2 separate regions of the Homo sapiens genome follow, and region 1 is linked to region 2. A link is a contact called in ENCODE Hi-C or POLR2A ChIA-PET data. All regions are on one chromosome and are shown on one strand. Each heading gives the region's core, a stretch centred on a gene start or an enhancer-like site at or near the end of the contact. The rest is flanking DNA. Distances are from core to core; before and after follow the strand shown. Region 1 overlaps LINC01091 (long intergenic non-protein coding RNA 1091). Region 2 overlaps LINC01091 (long intergenic non-protein coding RNA 1091).

Evidence for each region. A loop is a pair of places that touch in the nucleus more often than their neighbours do. ChIA-PET counts read pairs that join two places held with the same protein, here RNA polymerase II (POLR2A). Pooled maps may share reads with other maps.
Region 1: a map of endothelial cell of umbilical vein shows a loop between it and region 2 (4-fold over the local background). The contact joins two enhancer-like sites. A Hi-C loop is called at or near these places in 4 of 168 maps with a recorded cell type or tissue (endothelial cell of hepatic sinusoid, endothelial cell of umbilical vein, heart right ventricle and 1 more) and 1 of 50 pooled maps. POLR2A ChIA-PET finds 5 or more read pairs at or near these places in 2 of 52 experiments (MCF 10A and RWPE1).

What each region holds. Positions count from the first base shown.
Region 1 is chr4:123,892,199-123,898,851 of GRCh38, reverse strand. All of the region lies in intron 4 of LINC01091 (long intergenic non-protein coding RNA 1091), which reads right to left. Among named protein-coding and RNA genes, the nearest start is that of LINC01091, 250 kb to the right of the region's middle. Within about 2 kb of position 5,336, at least 6 of the 41 ENCODE cell types and tissues checked have a DNase peak (open chromatin) inside an H3K27ac peak, as active enhancers do; they include endothelial cell of umbilical vein and heart right ventricle, where a contact is called at or near this core.
Region 2 is chr4:123,853,086-123,859,595 of GRCh38, reverse strand. All of the region lies in intron 4 of LINC01091 (long intergenic non-protein coding RNA 1091), which reads right to left. Among named protein-coding and RNA genes, the nearest start is that of LINC01091, 210 kb to the right of the region's middle. RefSeq lists an enhancer at 1,221-4,937. Within about 2 kb of position 2,380, at least 14 of the 41 ENCODE cell types and tissues checked have a DNase peak (open chromatin) inside an H3K27ac peak, as active enhancers do; they include endothelial cell of umbilical vein and heart right ventricle, where a contact is called at or near this core.

The sequences.
Region 1 (6,653 bases), core at 4,087-6,586, 36 kb before region 2:
AATTTCCAGGAAATTTAACTTTTTTCTTTTCCAACTGACAAAGCCCAAAATAAAAAATTGAGCATTAAATTGAGCATTACTTAGTAATTTGAAAAAAAATCCATTTTCTCCAAAAACAATTAATTTTCAGAAATTTCTATTACCATTATTAAGCCATTAATAGGCACTTCCTAATAATTGGATAAATACAGAATAGATATTTCTCACTTAATCTTTTTATTCTTTTCATTAATTGCTTTTAAAGTTGCATCAATCTATTAGACTGGTATTTTAAACTTTTTAGATAGTGTCTTTTTTTTTTTCTTCTTTAAATTTTACCTATACCTTTCCACAAGACAGTTGGGAACTTTCAGTTCAATAACACACTTTATGTTATGGATTTTATATTCAAGAAAGGTATATAAATATGTAGCAAATATGGAAAACTACATATATAAATATGTAGCAAATCTTGGAAACCTTTTAGGTGTGATGGCTGCTCAGGCAAACCATGGGGCAAGATTGGAAATAATAATGGTCTTCATACATCCTCCCATAGGCAGTGAACAAGGTTGGCCACATTGACTCTATTATGACTGAGACAGTGGCAAATTTTACTTGGTTCCCCAGAATCAGTGAAAAGAGATTTTTAAAACATATCCATAAAAGAAATATACTGTGGGTATTTGATTCAAATATTCCTATCTTAATATGTAGTATGGTATTAAAATCTGTTTGGTGTAATTTTTTTCAAAAGGAGAAAAGGCAAAATATTAAATAAAATAGACAAATAAAGGACCTTAAGGAGCTCAATTCTTTTTACAGTCTTTATATATTCGTTGATGTAATATCTTCTAGCTCAGCCACTATCTGTAATACAGCATCTCTGCTCTTTATTTGACCATTTCAACTCACTCAAATCACTCTTGTGTAAGAGTGTCGATAATGACTTCATCAAGAAATCCACCAGAAATGTATCAGTCCTTGTTTAACATGACCTTTTTATCTTTTTATTCTTTTCATTAATTGCTTTTAAAGTTGTATCAATCTATTAGACTGGTATTTTAAACTTTTTAGATGGTGTCTCTTTTTTTCTTTAAATTTTACCTGTATCTTTCCACAAGGAATTTCACAGGCATGAAATGATGTCCTCTGACAGTGATGACTTCTCCCTACTTCCAGAAAAATCTCTTCATTCTTGGCCTCCATAGCCCTAATTTCTCTTGGTTTTCCTCTTACCTCTCTGAGCAATTCTTCTAAGTCTGCTTTGCTGACCTTCTCTTGTAATAGGCTCTGAAGTGCCAATGTTCCCCAGCGTCTTAATCATGGCATATTCTTGCATTGCACACTTCTATGGTTCAAGTACTACTCATATATTAGAGGTTCCCAATTCTATAATATTATCAGTCTTGGAACTCTCTTCGAAGATTCATGCCTTAGTGCTTGTATTATTCTGAACTTTTTTTCACCTGAACAACCCCGAAGAAACAAACCTGTACAAACTTCTTTTATTTCCTAAATCTCTTTTGTCCCTCATCCCACCTTTATCCAACCACAAATTCTATATACTCTACATGCTAAATATCCTTCGTGTCCATCTTTTATTTGTAATCTCCATTCCCACTGTCCCTTATTCAGCAGTCATCTGTATGATTGCAAAAATCCAAAGAGAAACAAACAAGCAAACAAGAACTTTCTAAATGATCTTCCTGCTTTTAATTTCATCACATTTCCATTGTACTACTGCTTATGTGATTTTTCTAATATATGTAACATAGCCACTTTCCTATTCTACATCTTAAAGTGGCTTTTCTTTCCTTAAGTCAATACCCACATCCTTAGCAGGTTATAGGAAGCCATTCATGTTCTAAGCACCTTCATTTGTGGGCTCTTCTGCCACCCTCCACACACTCACTCACTTCAGCAACCTTGAACACTGATGTTTACTATGTGTGCTGCCAACTTTCTTTCCTCTGTGCCTTTGGACATGCTGATCTCACTGACTCCAAAATTCTTCCCCTCTTTTTCTGCCAGGAAAATTTCTCTTTTAAGACTCACCCAAAAAATTTCTCCATAGCTAGGTCAGCCTCTTTTCCTAAGCCATATTAGATGCTCTCTTAGCTTCCTTTAGCATTTTGTACATGCTTCCATTACAGCAATTTATACCACAGCTTGTATGCATTTCTTTGTATATACTTTGTATAGCCTTTTTTTGTATATCCTTCCTGAGGAAAGGAATCATATCTTATTCATTTTTATGACAAACACCAGGCACAGTGCCTAGTGCTCAAAAGATGTTTTTTATATTAATATTAAGCAGAGAAAGGATATGCATATGAAAGATATATGGTCCCTGATTTCAAAGAAATAACATTACAATCTAAAGATTTATAGTGGAAAAAATATAAAATAGATTTGCTTATATTCCACCAGAGAGTACAATTAGAAAAATTTACAAAGAAAAAAATTACTCAATAAAATAATGTACTCTCTAATCTTTGGAGTTATCTAACTAGCAAGCAGGAGGCATCAAGAGTTAGTGAGCTTCTGATTACTAGATTCAGGCTGAAATAAGATGGCTTAGTGTCTTCAACCAGAATGTGGTCTCTATTCAACACTTGTACTGGATGAGGGTTTAGACCTCTACAAGTCCTACGTGCCTGACGTCATTCTCTGAAAAGGCTGACGATTAAGTGATTCTCAAATAATTTTTTTAGTAAATAAGATTGTTTGGTATCTCTGCCTCAACTGTGTAATTTAAAATATTAAATTTGAATTAATTACAGTGTATTCATAGTAAGAGTTCACTAAAATTTTGTAATTCCACAATATTCTGGGAATGTACAACTAGAGACATTATTTTGGATTTATTTGGTAGTAGTAGGGAACAATAATTAATGCCTCCTTTCCCCTACCTGAGATTGGATGCTTAGTAAAGATGAACATAGGAGTCAGATAAATTAAGGTCAAGTATTACCTTTGTTATCAATAAAAATGAACAGCTTTAGGTTACTGATTAAGCCACATTCTTCTGCAGGCCTAATAATATACCCTACATTGAAAATACCGATTGCCTTAGTTGTTTTTGTGCTGCTAGAGCAGAATACCATGCACTGGGTAATTTATAAAGAACAGAACTGTATTTTCTTTTCTTTTCTTTTCTTTTTTTTTTTTTTTTTTTTTTTTGAGACAGGGTCTTGCTCTGTCGCCCAGGCTGGAGTGCAATGGCCTCTTCTTGGCTCACTGCAACCTCTGCTTCTTGGGTTCAAGCAATTCTCCTGTTTTAGCCTCCCAAGTAGCTGGGATACAGGCACCCGCCACCACACCCGGCTAATCTTTTGTATTTTTAGTAGAGACAGGGTTTCACCATGTTGGCCAGGATGGTCTTGAACTCCTGACCTCATGATCTGCCCACCTCGGCCTCCCATAGTGCTGGTATTACAGGTGTCAGCCACCACACCAGGCCACTAAAACTGTATTTTCACAGTTCTAGGGGCTGCAAAGTCCAAGATCTAGATGCCAGTATCTGATTAGGGTTTCCTTGCTGCATCCTAACACAGCAGAAGAAGGAAGAGCAAGGGAGAGACAAACTCTATGTCTTCACATGGCAGAAAAGCTGAAGAGATATAACTCAGTCCCTCAAGACCTTTCTATAGCAGCATTAGTCCCTTCCACCTATAAACCTCCCATCAGACCCTACCCTATTGCATTGGCAATTAAGTTTCCAACACAATAATTTGAGAGGACACATTCAATCCATAGCACTCACTCATCTAAAGATGCTGGTTTCCTCTGTTGCGACTGCCAGAAGGTAAACAGCAGAGCCAAAGAAACTTGGGGAGGATCCAGAAAACCTTGAGCCAACCGTACCTTTTTTCTTCCCCCATTTTCAATGGTCAGTGGAAGGAGAGTGAGTGAGTGGGTGGAAAGAAGTTAGAAATGCTCCTCTGATTAATTCTTCCGGAGAGTTAAGAAGACTTTTCCTTTTCTCTATGGATGCATGAAGAATAAGGAAGTGTTCTAACATACTTTTAAGAGCAATGTCAAATTAGCCGGGCGCAGTGGCAGGCGCCTGTAGTCCCAGCTACTCCGGAGGCTGAGGCAGGGGAATGGCGTGCACCCAGGAGGCAGAGCTTGCAGTAAGCCGAGATTGCGCCACTGCACTCCAGCCTGGGCGACAGAGCAAGGCTCCGTCTCAAAAAAAAAAAAAAAAAAAAAGAGCAATATCATCTTTCAGTAGCTTCCGAGTCTACAATTGGCCTTACATATTAAAAACACAATCTTCTTTGATATTTTGAAAGATCAAAAATTTAGCAGCTATTCTAAAAACTAACCTGTTTCTTTAGAATAACCTGTTTCACTATTTACTTATGCACTCATGCATTCAAAAAAACATTTATTAAATGCCTATCATGTTCCTGGTTCTTTTATGCTAGTGATCAAAGGAAAAATAAGCCACCATCAATGTCCTTAAAGAGCTCTAGCTGGAGAAATGGCCAATTAACTAATAAAAATAATAATAGTAATAAAACGTGATACACAGTATAATGGAGGAAGGAATATTATACCATGAACCCAAAGGGGAAGGAGCAATTAATTACTAGAAGAAAGAAAAAGAAACATTGTAATAAAAATAACAAAAACATATTGTCCTGATGTAGGCTTTGAAAAATGAATAGGAGTTCACTAGGAGAAAATGAGTAGGAACGAAGCTATCCCTTAAAAAAGAAGGACCATGGGCAAAGGCACAAAGGTCTGAATATGCAGCATTTCAGAAATCATTAAACTAAAAGGAAAGCACATTTGATATATGTAAAATATTTTCACATTTAACTTAAAGTTTATTAAAGCAGGGAAACTTTTGCGTAGTTTAATAAAATTACAAAGATCTAGAGGTGAGGCATTTTGAACTAGTTAATAACCAAATGATTTAGGGAATTATTCATTAACCATTAACAAATACCTCCTGCATCCCTCATCTTTGGTTGAGTTCCAACAGTAATATCTCAGAGGTCTTGGCACTTGAAATCTGAACTTAAGCATTTATGTCTACAATATAAGGACCAAAAATATTTTGCTTCTGGGTCATTAAAATTTTTAGAATAATAAGCCCTTCCTTAGCAGCCTTTCTATTTGGTAGAACGCCATGCAGCAATGTGTTCCATATCTGAATTCATAGGGGAAATAAAGTGGTGCTCTTGTTAAGGAAATCCATTTCCTCCAAAAGGACAAGGTATGACAAAGACTGTTTTTCCAACTTAATGTAAATTTCATAACATCAGCAGCGTGCCGTGCAAACTGCCAAATGGAAAGGCTCCCACACGCCCCATCCACATAATACATGGACTCAGGAGGGGCAGAAATTACATTTACTTTAGGAACGATACATCCTCCACACAGCCTCTAAAATCTGCACTGGTGAACCCACTCCTATCTGTTGAAGTCTTTGTCTTTATTAAATGCTTTCTTTCAGGATGGCTAAAATGATGAGAGGTCTTTTGCTTGCTTTTCTTCCTCTTTTGCTGTCTCTTTCCCTTTACAGATACAGCCCCAGTGATTGAAAAACCCGACCTGCAAATCTGACCGTTCAACTTATCTAGGACAATCTCTAAGTACAAGGTCGACATTATCTCAGCCTGCATCCTGTGTAATTATAGTATTTGGCTGGCATTGCTGAATAGGGGCTGAAATCCATCAGGTTTTAGTTAATCTTCCTTGAGTAATCACAGCTGGTTGGCCGGAAGAAAATGATTATGAAATAAAGTTGTTGTGTCTCAATAATAAAGATTACTGATATGCAGGGCAAGCTCTATCTAAGGTTAACCTTTCTCTACATATGAAGGCTCCATATAACTGAGGAACAAGAAATTGTTTCTGAAAAGTCTGCTTTGCTTCAGATTTTAACTTCTCTTTTCTTTTAACTTTTACTAAATCCCCCACCAGTCCTGAATTTTCGTTACACTGCACTGAAACACATATACTAACCCTTTGGAAGTTTTTCAAACAGATCCAACTAGCAGTTTAATGGACATGAGATCAGCTTCCTTCAAGTCTTTGAGTAGAATCTCATGTTGTTTTATTAAGAATCTTTTTATTGTGCTAATCTTGAGGCTATGAGTTATTCACACGACAGACAGGATGACGATGAATCTGCATGGTGATATTAGAGAGTATGTCAAGTGATGTTGTAGTGGCGCAAGCTGTATATTCAGAACAAAAAACAGACTTACACAGTTGGAGAAAACTCTCCATCACTGTCTATGCAATATGAACAATGCAGCATACATCCAATCCAATAATTTTTACCCCTTCTTATGATAAGAGATGATCACAAAAGATTTATCTAGCAACTGTAAAAAGGCACAGATGGTGGTATGGTGGTTAACAGCACAGATTCTGCAGTCATAGCTAGCTTTGCCTCTCACCAGCTATGTGACTTTGGGTGAATTACTTAACCTCTCTATTGACTTAGTTTCCTCAACCTTAAAATAGAAATTATAATAATAGTAGCTGTCTCATGTGCACATCATGAAGATTAAATGAGTTAACATATCCAGGATGCTCAGAACAGTTATTGGCATTTAAAAAGCATAGTAAGTGTTCACTCTTGATAACATTAAAACATATAAAGAAACAGGATTGGCTGGATCCTAACGTTGTTGGATAGGCAGTAA
Region 2 (6,510 bases), core at 1,131-3,630:
CCTTTAGTGTTCTTTTTTAATAATTTTCATTACAAGAGCCATAAAACCAGCAAATTTAGAACAATCCCACTCAGTAAAAAGAAAGTCAAATTTGATATTCCAATGTTAATGCCTAAATAACAACAATTTTAAAATTTCCCAAATCATGAGTGATTGGGTGCATTCACTTATGAGATCCAATTAACCTTCTGAGGCTTAGGGGCAAATGACCTTGCTAGAATATATCAGGAAAGGGAATTGCAAAAATTGCACTGCTTGCACCTGTGGTCCTTTAATAACTTATGAGCAAGTTGATTTTTCAGACATTAGTGCAAAATGTATATTCCATCTTTTCAATGAAATCCTGATCTTTTCCCTGATATACATTTCAACTCCATTATCACCTTGAGACAGAGATACAAGATGCCCATTTTATGATACTGTAGTGTGGCAAGGGTAACTATACTGCAGGTTAAGATACTCAAAGAAGTGACAAACAGGACACAAAGCTCAAAAAACCCTCTGAGCTAGCTTTCAGGATGAAGGAGCCCTTTTTAGAGAGGACTGTCTTCATTCTGGAGATATAGATTGGAACATTCATTTTACGTAAAACTATTTGTAATATAAAACATGGTCTGACTAAGCCACAGTATTGTGTCTGCTGGAATGTGAGCTATTATATACTTGGTAATATTTAAACACAAACACAAGAACAGCTTTCCAAGTTTCCTGTTCTATATGCTTAATAAGCTTTAGATGCTTTATTTTGAAAGTTAGGCAAATTAGAGTTTTTAAAAATATGAATTCAGTAAACTCAGCAGCACAAGTTAGTACACTATTGATTAAAAATATATATATAACAATTAATACAACTCAGTGTACACAGCACATGTTCTTCCATCATCTGATTCTGCCTCGCACTGTAAACTTCATCCCAGACTTCACTTCCAGCCAGCTTAGTTCAGTCCACTCTGCCTCCCCACCACACTTCCTATCCCAAGTTGTTCCAGCCCAGCATAACTGCATCAATTGCAGCTTCAGGAACTCTCTTTCTAAACTCTCTTTCATGCTGAAATCCATATAAACAGATTCCTTCATCTCTAATCCCTCACCTACCCTCCATTCTACAAATTTATTCCCACAATCTTTCCTTTGACTAATTCTTCTTTACCCCTCCAAAATATACACAGGACCCCAAACTGCCAAGAATGCATGTGGCAATACAGTAAACATGTTTTTAGCCTCGGATGGCACTCTTTTATTCTGCTTTACTTCATAGGTTTTGGCTTTGCGCAGATCTTTATTTGAGTAAATTAACAAATAAATGATATTGCCCACTGGTAGAAAAATTCATTAAACTCCCAAGATCCCTTCTAGTACACTTTATTTCACAGTAAATATTCTACGTTGAGTATCATGTTGATATTCTAGTATCCAATTTTACCATCTAGGTTATGTTTCATTTCCAATTAATTCTCTAATTTCCTGGCTTGTGGTATATTTGACTTGTTGCTTAAGCAAACAATAATGAAAGTCACCATCCTCCTATATCATAAGATTGATACAATCATGTTAATCAAAATTCTGAGAGAAACTATAATTTAAAAATCATGTATATCTTCATGCTTTTGTTTTCAATAAGTTGACAAATTTAAGAAAGCACTAGAAAATGATAAGCAATAAAAATTATAAAAAATATGAGTCTTTTATTCTGACTTTATCCTTACAATGCTTGTTATCTAATAGCAATATTAAATATATTATTGTTCTTTTATATTAGGTTTGCTAACAACAATAATATATTTTTCCTCACTAAAAAAAAAAAAATATATGCTTCTGGTTTAAATGCCATCCTTAGGAGTACAAGCTTGAAAGCTGTGCTACCAGTAGTGTATTTTAAATGTAAGGGAGCAAATATTGTTTCTGTCAACCTCAAAGAAAAGAATGTACTCATTATGTTCAAAACTTTAACTTACTACAATAATGACACTGGTTTCAAAAAACTGAACTTTTTAATAACCAATAACCTTTTTTCACACAAACTTTTTACACCTCTAAGCATGCTATAATTTCTAAGCACTATTCCTCTTTGCTTCAATTATGTGTTCCCATGCTAAAAAGCAAAATAACAAAGTTTAAAAAAAAGAAAAAAAAAAAAAGGAAAGGGCCTTTTCCTCACTGCCAGGACCCAAGCTTATCTCAGCAGCCTCCTATTTTTAACCAGATTGCAAATGGTATCCGTGATCAAAGGCCCGGAGCCCTGGAGGAACTTAGGCAAACAGCACGCAGCAGAATGCTTCCTGATGATCTGTAAGCAGGAAAGGACTTTTGACACGAAAGACAGCTTAAACAGCACAAGAATAGCAATAAACCAGCTGTAAAATGGTTGCCCTTGAACGAAAGCAAATTGTTCCAAATAATTTTTCCCGTTTTTGCAGCCTCTGGATGTCCCGCTGGGGCATTTAAACAGCCACATGCTCAGTGTACAAAAGCTTCTCTAAGTGGGAAAATACAGTGTACTAATGTGTTTAGAATAAGGAACCGAACACATCCAAAGTTCAGATTTGATGCTTCCTTTTCCTTTTGTTGGAGAATGAGTTCATTAATGCCAGGCTTGTTTTGGATACTAACTAAGCTTCCAGTCAGTAATGTTGAAGGGTAATTTATTGGCTTAGAAATACTCAATTAACCATTGAAGTGGTTGTTAATTTAAAAAGTAAACGGATTGTTGAGCCTTTACATAGGACTGTTCATGCAACTGGAATGTATATTTACCTAAAGATTAAGAAGTACAATGCCTACTTTTCTTTGTTATTTTCTATTAAACAACTTATACTATAGGAATGCCATGAATACTGTGAAGTTTATATACATCTTCCCCACTATAAGTCATGAGAATAATATAATACTTACTGTTAACATAATTACAAGACACTTCTGTATGTGCAGTTTTATTTAATTCACACAAAAGCTCTTAAATCTAGTGTTACCCAACACCATCCTTTGAATAAATATGTAAGATACAATGTTCTCTCTCATTGATATTTATTCTAATCAATTATATTAATTCTATATTTAAAATAATAGATTAAAAGGAAATCTTTTACTACTTCATTATTTACAAAATCATGGTAAATATATTGAGTAATTTAGAAACCAATATGCTTATATTAAGAGGTACATTTTATTCCACAAAAGAAAAATACCTTTAAATAATTTGGCAATTCACTAATAAATGTTAGGCAGAGAGATTTATTTAAAAATCAGACAATTGAAAAACCTTTAGAGTTACTTAGATACACATATGCATTGCTTAATAGAAATATGTTGCTTTAAAATTAAATTTAAATACAATATTTATTAATCAAAGCATACAAAATACATTTAGGGTTATTTAAACTACATAATCAATAGACTATGATACCAAGATCTTATTTTCCTACAATAAATTATCATTCTAATTGTATTGACTAAGTCTATATTTCCTAATTTGCCTAAAATGTATAAATTCACTCACAACTTTGTGGTCTCAATTAGCATAAACATCCCAACAAAACCATGTGTAACCATTGTATGACCAGGGAAGCAAACTCTGCCTAAATCCCAAAAATCACTTTGAAAAATTATTGTTTTAAATGCAAACAAGAAAAGAAAAGGGAAATTTTCTAAAGTAATCCTCAGCTTAACAACAGTTGTGTTTGGAAGCACCTAACTAGTGACTTCTGATGAGGTCAATGATTATATATTAAATTTCTAAGTGCTTTTCTGTGAAAGTAATCAAGTTATCAAAACGAATTCCTCTTTCAATCATAGAAAAGTGGTACTCTCCTGATCAATATTTATTTATATAATGTCATGTAAACTATAACATTTACTAGTAAGAATACAGTACATATTAAAATCAAATCCCTTTTTCCCCCAGAGATTTATTTCGTGTTATACTTTGTTTTACTTTTATCATAATGAATATGGGCACAATGAGTATACAAAGCCTTTCTGTGCTTGGTCAGGGAACCAGCTAAAGTACTGGCTCAATGGCTCTGATTTTAAACCATGTTTTACTTAAGACTAATTTTTCATCAGTGTTAGAGGTTAATAACACTGTTATTTCCTCTATTACCTGGATTTAATAAAAGCAGTGGGGCATAACATTCTGTAAAGCCAGGCAATAAGAGGAAATAACACAAATGTTAACCTCTAACATAAATGTAATGGTAATTGCTCCAGTCTAGTTTTAAAATTGATGCCTTTGGTAGTCTCCCACATGGCCAAAAAAAAGCTCTCTCCTCAGTGTCCCAGCAACCACCAAGATCCAAGGTCAAGGGCAAATTATGCCATCAATTTGTATGCTTAACAACATTTGTGCACCATATCATCCTTAAATATAGAAACACATTGTTTTAGGAATAAAACACGACAATAAAGCAGTGAAGCTGCAATTATAAATCAGCTAAAGTGAAAGTACATGTTGAAAATGTTAACGAAGATTGTTGCAATACAGAAAAGTTGATTCACCTTCTTACACGTAAAATATAAAATCAAGTTACACAATAAGGTAGATAAATCTCCTAATTAAATACTGAAGAAAGAGAAGCATGCAAAACAGCTTCATCTATATCTAAGCAGGATGTATGAAATTTTCACTTTTTCATTTATATCCAATACTTGTAAAAATTCATTGTGGTTATTTTATATACATATGTAGCGATTATTTATTTCTATTTAATAAGCATATTTTTAATGTTTTGGCAGATAGAATTAACGTCTCTTGCATTACATGTCAACTTTGTCTTGCATAGCACCAAGTCATGTCAGCAGCCTCTTTAGAAACTAAAGCCAGCAAGTTAAGATTAATTTCTGCTAATTATCTCAGACCCTCAGACCATACTGTTCACACACTGGGAACCAAATTTCCAGACTCAATTTTTGCAAATCTGCTAGGCCCCTCAACATTTGTCGGTGTACCAAACCAAAAATGTTCCAAGCTTTCCTCTTTTCAAATACCACCACTCTTATTACACATTACAACCATTTATTTCCTGTCATCTTTTCATATTCAGTTTACAAAAGCAAAACCATGCCTTCAAACTGTTAATGGTCCAGAGTTTGTTAGAATCTTTTCTTAATAATTAAGTTCCTCATGTGCATGGATCTTGTCACTCATTTCTTATATTCTTTAAAGGTCTTCTAAAATGGGTACTTGGTGGGCACCCAAAACATATTAACTTATTAGTATTCATGCCGCAGTAGAAACAGGAAGGAAAGATCTTTATTCAATCTGATTTAGCCCAGCCCTACCGTATTGCTTTCATCGGGTATCAGAAATCCAACTTTTGATCAGCCTCCTGTCACATAGATTGTGAATGTCAAAACCTAAGCACTTATCTTGTCTTCTGACAACTATCAAGTAGAAGAGGAACTTCAGTGGTAACTTACTCTTTAAAAAAATAAAAATTAATTTACACGGCAAATGTAATCATGATGACAATGTCATCTAAAAAATACATACCAGCTTTGTCTTTGAAAAGCTCAAAATCTTTATCACTTCATAAAACATGGGGACCAAAAATCTTCAGACAGGCCTAAGGGAAGTTTCGGAAAGAGAAGTTTAATATTTGACTGATGAGAAGGATCGCCAGTGGCCCACAGCCACAAACAAGGTCACTAAAATAGACAGAAAAACCTCCTCAGGTGTGGTCTCTTTGTTGTGTATTTACACTGGCTCCTGTGTTGAAATGAGGCCTCTATGGTCCTGAAAACTGCCAAAAAACCCTGGCTGAGTGAAGCTATAAACACAGTGTGCGATGATAACCTCTGCTGCACTCCATGTGTCCCAAAATCTGCTAAGACCTTCACTTCAGTCTGCAACAAGGTAGAAAAATATTTGAGGTCAATAAATTGGGGACAGGGTGCAGGGAGTGATGAGAGAAGCTCAGGGGTAGAAAAGGAGGCAAGGGAGCACAGTTCCTTGTTTAAGGAAAGTGGTAGGACCACTTACCACCTATATTATCTAAAGCTCATTACATAATCCCTCAAAGCTACCTCACTCATAGAACTAATAGTAAAACTATCTAATGCACAAAGTACATAAAATAATCTAAGCAAAGAAGTGATTGGTACCCAGTAATTATTCTCACGCATTAAATGCATTCTAAAAGCCAAGATTATGAGGCAAAATGTAAACCTGAGGTGGACTTCAGTTCCAGAGACTCAAGCTCTTCTGAATCTTTCTAAATCAAGTAATTTATTCTTGAACTCTTCATTTGGACAATTATGGATTCATGTGCTCACATTATAAGATATTAATATTATAGACAGCCTCAAAAGACAAAAGTCATACCTGTCACTGCTAAGAAAATGCTACTTTACTTAATAAGCTGTCAATAATTACATCTGGAGAAGGAATAAAAAATGACAGTTTCCTCTTAGAAATTATTACGAGAGAGAAATTCAAACTTTTTTGTTACAAATATTCAATTCTGTGTTTGTATTTGACAACAAAATAAAACTAGTTCAAAATTTTAAAAGACA